Linked DNA regions of Mus musculus: region 2 is linked to region 1. The links are chromatin contacts, found by Hi-C or POLR2A ChIA-PET in ENCODE. All regions are on one chromosome and are shown on one strand. The core of a region is the stretch at or near the end of the contact, and the rest is flanking DNA. Distances in the headings are between cores, read along the strand shown.

Evidence for each region. A loop is a pair of places that touch in the nucleus more often than their neighbours do. ChIA-PET counts read pairs that join two places held with the same protein, here RNA polymerase II (POLR2A).
Region 2: POLR2A ChIA-PET joins it to region 1 with 14 read pairs in embryonic stem cell. The contact joins the enhancer-like site here to the promoter of Cables2 in region 1. A Hi-C loop is called at or near these places in 3 of 37 maps with a recorded cell type or tissue (Patski, T-helper 17 cell and T-helper 2 cell). POLR2A ChIA-PET finds 5 or more read pairs at or near these places in 2 of 5 experiments (both embryonic stem cell).

Annotation. Positions count from the first base shown.
Region 1 is chr2:180,271,599-180,275,328 of GRCm38, reverse strand. It overlaps Cables2 (CDK5 and Abl enzyme substrate 2), which reads left to right and starts at 1,864. Exons shown (of 10, transcript NM_145851.2): 1 at 1,864-2,229. The coding sequence starts at 1,874. It also overlaps a transcript of Rbbp8nl not described here.
Region 2 is chr2:180,310,077-180,314,086 of GRCm38, reverse strand. Gm29943 (a long non-coding RNA gene) reads right to left here. Exons shown (of 3, transcript XR_867153.1): 3 at 1,322-1,754. Among named protein-coding and RNA genes, the nearest start is that of Gata5os, 21 kb to the left of the region's middle. Within about 2 kb of position 2,756, at least 1 of the 3 ENCODE cell types and tissues checked has a DNase peak (open chromatin) inside an H3K27ac peak, as active enhancers do.

The DNA of each region.
Region 1 (3,730 bases), core at 615-3,114:
TGTGTGTGTGTGTGTTCAATCAGTTACAAGATTCTTCAGCTTTTTCAAATTTGAATAAAACACAAGCTGTATGTTTTATCCACTTTGACCTCCTGGTCAGGTTTGGTCTGTGAGGGAAAAAAACCCACAGTACCACACCCAGGAAGAGGCCAAGTTCCTGTTTAAATGTCCCTCAATCACCTCACAGGTTTGTCTGCCAATATTGGGGTCTAGCTCTAGGGCTATGTCCACACTCATGGTACCCTGCCAGGAGCACACCTCCTTGTCATCCCTGTCAGACAGTGGCTTCTGTTAGCCACGATCAATTACCCATCCCAAAGCAGCTTAGTCATACAGCTAGCACCTCATACTACCAGAGACCAAAACTCAGAAAGGTAAGCAGCCTGAGTGTGAAGGACACCACCCCAGGTCAGCAGACACCATGACCCCCTGACAGAAATTACTCTCTCTGGGAGTGCCCACCACTCAATGGACCAAGCCCTGCGTTCTACTAGACAGGAAAACTGTCCACCTTGTCACTGGTTCCTGGCAGGGTAGCTAGGAAAAGGCAGTGGAGAAGAGGGGGGTCAGAACAGAGTAAGGGTAAGCCTACTTGTTCAGGGATGACAGGGAGATGCCATGGATAGAGGGGGGTGTCTGACAGAATCAGCCTGCCTGAGCCTTAAAAGCAGGGAAGGAACTGGCAGTATGAACTCCTATAGGTAACACTACCGATGGCTTCTCCCAAGGAAAGAAGCCACTTCCCAGGGATCTCTCTCCCTCAACCAACTCCACTCCAGCACCCATTTTAAGCAGCCACAGGACCAGAGCAGGCAGTGACCATAGACCAAAAAGAACATTGGGGAGATTTTCCTTTGTGTTTCTTCAATGATCCATCAAACACTTTAAAGACAAGAAGTCGCCGGGCAGTGGTGACGCATGCCTTTAATCCCAGCACTTGGGAGGTAGAGGCAGGCAGATTTCTGAGTTCGAGGCCAGGCTGGTCTACACTATACAGAGAAACCCTGACTTGAAAAACAAAACAAAAGAAAGATAAGAAGTCCACATAGGTTGGGAGCTGGAAAGAGCAGGTGATGGTAGGGTGAAGACTCTGTACAGGGAAGGGCCGACATACACACACGGTACTGAGCCAGAAGGGTTTGTATACTCGAGTCCTGGACATCCTCCACGAAGGAAACTGAAACTCCAGTATCATGCAGACTCAAGACCACGTCCATGAGGCAACTGAGATGTCAGCTGCCCTCAGACCATAGACGGGTGTCTTCAGCAGTCAGTGAGGAGGCCAGGCGGCACAGCCCGGAAGTTACAGGCTCTGGTGGAACATGGATGGATACCTGCCCAGAAGAACCCCAGGGCTGAGGGAACACCCCGGAGCAAGTGACCACAACAGGCCCGCACCCTGAGTCTGCAGCCCATAATGAACATTCGCTGAAGGGTGCCCTGTACACCGAGTCCTGGACGGGAGAACAGGACACAGGTTCCGTGCACCTACCGACCTTGCCGTGTTTAGCCACGCCAAACCTACAACAGACAGAAGACTCTAGGACTCAGGGGAGCGCCGGGGCAAGCCACATATCGCTAGCCGATCGAAGGGCTCAGAGGAGCCTCATTTGCATGCAGGCGCGCCGCAACCAATGGACAGGGACCGCGGAACTATATTTGCATATGGGCGCGCCGCGGCCAATGGGCGGGAGCGACGGGGTGGTATTTGCATACAGGCGCGCCGCAACCAATAGACAGGAACCGCGGAACTATATTTACATATGGGCGCGCCGCGGCCAATGGGCGGGAGTGACGGGGTGGTATTTGCATGCAAGCGCGCCGCGGCCAATGGGCAGCTGCGCGGCGGCGCGGCGCGGCGGCGCACTCGAGCATGGCCGCGGCTGCGGCGGGAGGAGCCCCGGGTCCGGCCCCCGGCCCCTCCAGGCCCGCGCCGGCCGCCCGGAACCCGCCGGCCGTGCCGCGGAGGCGCGGGGACTCCCGGCGCCGTCAGGCCGCCCTCTTCTTTCTCAACAACATCTCCCTGGACGGACGGCCCCCGAGCCTGGGTCCCGGAGGCGAGAAGCCAGCGCCGCCGCCGCCACCGCCCACCGAGGCCCGCGAGGCGCCCGCGCCGCCGCCCGCTCCACCTGGAGGCCTCCCGGGGCTGCCAGCCAGGCCCGCGCCCCAGGGCCTGCTCAGCCCCACGACGGCGCCCGCCGGCCTTGGCCTGGACGGGCAGCGCCAAAGGTGAGTGGGCTGGACGGGGGCGGCTGCACGCTGGGGTCAGGGTGGTGGCCTAGAGGCCTAACCAGCACTCCGGCTGTGTGACCTATGGCCTTGGCAGCCCGGGGCACCGGTGGTGGTGAGCCAGGTCCCTCCTCCCAGGTTGTGGGGTAGTTGACCTATGGGTTCGGGTAAGCCACAAGCTCGGCAGACCTGGACATGGTTGGGATGAGGTGGGTCCATTCACCCCGCACACAGGTATGGTCACCTGGTACCCATCAACTTAACACTCAGAGGTCTGGGTGAACCGGAATGGTCAGCCCAGGACACAGGGTCAAGATGACCAGCCCAAGATCAAGGTGTCGGGTAATTAGGGAAGAGGGTTCTTCAGCCCATAATGCAGGAGCCAGGGTGGTCCAGGGATCCTTCATTCTGGTACTTGAGGGCCCATCACCGCAGCGTGCAAGAGTCAGAGAGGCTCGCAGTCCCGTCTGTCCTTGACTGGGACTGAGGTGATGTGGCAGCATCAGTCCAGAATACAGGAGATGAGTTTGGGATTAACTGAAGCTGGTCAGCCTCCAGAGGGAAGGGATAGTCCCACTAAAACTGTCAACTTCTGGATATGGGGTCAGCTCTTTACCTTGAAAGTCCCACTAAAGCTGTCAGCTCCTGGATATGGGGTCAGCTCTTTACCTTGAAAGTCCCCTGAATATGGATTTCGGAGTTCCCTTGGTCTAATTGACTCTAGACACATCCCTCCCCTGGCTACCCTACACAGAGACTCACAAACACTTTTTACAGGCTGTGTGCCCAACTCAGCTTGTGGGCCAGGGTCTTACCTACCTGGTCTCATCTCTACTCGGCCTTATACACCTGACCACCTCCCTGCCCTCTGTCCCACACCTGCTGGACTCAGGGTCTGCAACATGTAACTGTTCTGCCTCCCCTGCCTGGATCCTAGGATCCTTCATCCTAGCCCAGGACAGCTCTTATTCCTCACTACTCCCCCATTCCCTGGCTATGCTTACTTCCCAGATGGCCGTAGCTACCAGCACCATGTGGGTCTCAGCCTGCTCAGCTCCCTCTTGCATTCTCAGCCTTCACCTAACGAGTGACAGCGGGAGCTAAGTCTGGACACTGAGGTCCCTTCTGGGCAGGCCCCACTGCTATATATCCGAGCTCCTGCCAGGTGGCTGGCTCCCAGGTGTGGGAAGCCCTAGGCAGGTCTGTGATGGGAAAAGCTGTCTGACTTCTGACCCTGCATCACATATCTGTGGCCAAAGGACCTCAACTTTCTGTGGCTACCACCTCAGCCTACAGGTAGGGCCAGGTCATGCTTCTCCACAGGACATAGAGGGATACAGTGGGGACAAGGGGTCAGTTTGTCCCAGAGTGTTAGTTAGCTGGACCCCCTTGAAGAGCAAGCTGAAACATTTGTGGTTGAGGCTCCCTTTGGTACCCACGCCGTCCTAGCTCTTCCAGCCATCCGTCTTCCTAGTTCTGCCCCACTTCATCCTGAGAGTTG
Region 2 (4,010 bases), core at 1,507-4,006, 38 kb before region 1:
CTGCATTCGATGTCAGCCTGGTCTACAGAGCAAGTTTCAAGATAGCTGGGGTATACAGAGAAACCCTGTTCGAAAAAACAAAAAAGGAAAAGAAAGAAAAAAGGGGAAAGGAGGAAGGGAGAGGAGGAGGAGGAGGAAAAGAGTGGATGGAAGGAAGACGAGCTGCTAAAATGGGTTAACATCAGAATAGTGAGCTGAAATGCTTCACATATTCACCCAGCATCCAAAATTTCTGAGCCCTGCCTCTAGCTGAAAACTCCTCAGGTGACAATCATACAAGTACATAGGGGCACCGACCTGTGCTCTGGAGCTTCCATTCCATAGGACAGTACCAGGGGAAAGTTTACACGCACACTCACACACACACATTCACACATGCACACACACACACACACACACACACACACTCAAGCTCACACACACTCACACATGCATGCAATCATGCACACTCATGAATACATACACACACTCACACACACGTGGGGGTAGGGATGGAAAGCCTAGGGATGATAATAAGGGGTCTGTGGCTCTGAAGACACAGTGAAGGTGGGAGTCGACAAGCATGGAGTAAGGGCTGCAAATCTCTGAGGTGGCGCTCCCCAGCTTGAACATTTCTGTACTTGTGGGGAATCCCACAAAGATTCAAGAGCAGCAGCAGAAGCCAGGTGTGGTGGCGCATGCCTTTAATCCCAGCACTCCGGAGGCAGAGGCAGGCAGATTTCTGAGTTCAAGGACAGCCTGATCTACAAAGTGAGTTCCAGATCAGCCAGGGCTATACAGAGAAACCCTGTCTCGAAAAACAAAAACAAAGAGAGAGAGAGAGAGAGAGAGAGAGAGAGAGAGAGAGAGAGAGAGAGAGAGAGAGAGAAGCAGCAGCAGTAGCAGAAACACTGTTAAGAGATGGGTTCCAAGAGGGAGCAGGGTTTCCTATAGGTATGTGTAGCATCTGCTTGTCCAGGCTCCTGGGAGCAGAGTTTCACTGGGTGTCCCTACAAGATCTGGAGGCTGGACTGGTCCCAACACCAGAGGCTCCTGTACTGGGCACCACCCAGTGACCCTCCTGTTTCTCCCTGACGAATCCCTTGCATCTACCTCACAAAGGACCCCCTGACAAGTTTGTATAAGCTGAAACAAGCCTGTAGGAATCTAAGACACCAACTTGTCCCAGGCCAGTCCTTCCTAACCAATTTTCCCCTAGATAAGATCTTCTTGTGCAACCTGGATGATACTGCAGCTTGGGATCTATAGAGCACTGGAATTACCCTCTAATTGTAACACCCCAGCATTTGTTACTTTATATCACACAATACTTGAAACAATGTAAGAAAGGAAAGAGTTTTTTTTAATTATTATTATTTGTAATTTCTCTGGGTTTTATTTAGTTCTCATAGTAATGAAGGCATAGCTAAATTCATGGTGGCAGAAGTGTGTGACAGGTTCCTTACAAGAATCAGAGAACCTGGCTAGGCCAAACCCTGAGATGAGTTTAGCCTTCAAAGTTCTACTTTTAAAAGCTCCACATTCTTCTTAAGCAGCGCCCCCAGCTGGGGAACAGTGCTCTCCCAAGGGAACAGTGCTCTCCCAAGGGAACAGTGCTCTCCCAAGGGAACAGTGCTCTCCCAAGGGAAAACATGTTGGAATCCAAATCCCTAGGACCTCCGTATGACCTCTGAAAACAGGGTCATTGCAGACACAGTAAGGAAAGACAAGGTCATGGCAGACGGGGAATGGTCCTGGTTCGATGCGGCAGGAATCTGTAAGAAGGGAAGTTAAACACAGTCTGTCAGGGAGAGCACTATGTAAACGAGAGACATATAATGTAATGTAATGACATGTAATGCTTCTACACCCATAAGAGGATACAGAAGTTCAGAGCAGACTCCTCAGCCTTAGGAGGAGCCAAAAACATAAATACATATACATGCATACATACGCATACATCAAGAAAAAGGAAGAAATAATCTTTCATTATGTTTTAACCCAGCACATCCAAAACATCTCAGCCTGTTGTCTCCCCAGGAAGTAACAAATGACATAATTTAGCATCTCTGGGTCATTCCGGTCCATGCAACCACTGTATTGTCTACACTGAGTCACCATATAGCAGGACCAGCCATCCCATGGCAGCCACACATGCTGTGTGAGGACAGCACCCAGATGGGTTAGGTCTATCTCAGTCTTCATGTTTGGGCCAGAATTAAGATTAAGGTAAGCTGAGCCACACCAAGGACAGTTACAAATGGCATACCCTGCCAAGCTGGATTCTTAGGTCTATCCCTGTGAGAATGATGGAACTGGTCCAGCTAAAAGAACAGGGTCTAGGTCAAGGGGTTAAATGAAGAGTACAGGCTGTGCCGGGAAGCAGAGAAAGGGGCTGGGGAGTGGGGAAGGGAAGGAGTGAGCCAGCTTCACTCAGTTCTATCCTTGAAACTCAGGTGCAGGAGACAGGGCCTTCTTCTCACCTCGAGCTCTGGACAGCAGACCTCTTTGTTACCATTCCTCCACTGAAAATAAAGGGCCGCATGAGCATGTGGGAAGATGAGGCCTCCTCAGCAATCCCCCATCTCAGTGATGGATAGGGTGGGTTTTCCATGAGGCCTTCCAACCAGCACCCCAAAATGCTTTGGCCACCCAGGCAGGGTGAGGGTCGTGCCAGGCTGTGCTGCCAGGCTGAGCTGTCTGCTGATGGCCCTGGCCAGCAGCCGGGGAAGAGAGACTCATATTTTCCTATGAGGAGGTTGGCCTGGCAGCTGGGAGGCCATGCTGATAAGAGAACCCTGGGCCTGCTCTCGTGCCTGCTCTCTGAGCAGTAGTTAGGAGCAGAGCACATGCAGAGAGGAAACCCTAGCCAAGATCCACCTCACCCTACTCCTTAATGCCTCTGTACCCCTGCCACCTGCTAGGCTAAGCGGGCATGCTGGATATCATCAAGGCATACTGGGTGCATGCAAGTACTCAAAGGATGGGTATATATGACAGGAAAGGGGAAGAAGGAGAGAGGAAAGGAGAGAAAGCTAGGCTCTTTGCTAAGGGAAGGACCTGTCCTGTTCTCACAATCAGTTGATAAATTCTATAGTGAGTAGCCCACAGAGTGCCTTGCTCACTGGCCAGAATGCCACAGTGGAAGACCTAAGTCCCAAGCAAGTCTTGACCCCCGCCATGGGTCCTTCAAACAGCAGGTTGCCCAGAGAAGGACCTGTGCAGTGTATCCAGGAGCCAGAACCCAAACTAGCTCCACCAGTTCAAACCCCAGCTCTCCTCAGCAGTGCTGTGTGGCAAGCTACTGATCCTCTCTGTGCCTCTACTCCATAAAACAGCTCCGAGAAAGGCCAGGGCACTTCAGCTTAAGGAACTTGGGAGAAGGCTGTGGGGAAAATAGGGATTCCTCAGCCCAGTTAGCTTCTGCAGAATACAGAAGTCACAGGCAGAGCCAGAGGACCTGGGGGGCCTGGGCACCAGCCCTACGGAAACCACGCAGAGCCCAGACAGACCTGCATTATGAGCACCATGTTAAGGGGAGCTGCACAGATGAGATTCCCAGGATGACGTCCTGGAGATCGAGGCCTCCTTGTGATGGTACAGAGGTCTGGAATGGACCCACAGCCCAGCAATCTTCTTGGAAGTTAAAGTTTTTTGTTATTTGTTGTGTAGCTCAAATCTAGTGCCTGTGGCTCACCAGGAAAATGGCACAGAACAACACCCAAGCCCCTTCTGATTCTAGTTTCTAGAGTAGGATGTTCTCTGGGTCCCCAAATAATTACATGTTAGTTTAGAAGAGAAAGCAAGCAGACCTGACCCAGGACATTGACCTCCTCACTTCCTGCTGGGAGAATTTTGGGAGAGAGCGTAATGCGAAGAGCCCAGACTCCCACACAATGTTCACACATAACCTGCCTCCAAGCTGACCTCTGTCTGGTGGCTCCATTGTCCCTAGGTAGTGTATGTACTTGCCACAAGCATGGTCATATACTCAGGGGGTCCCAGGAGGCTTGTCACTGCCTGTACAGGAT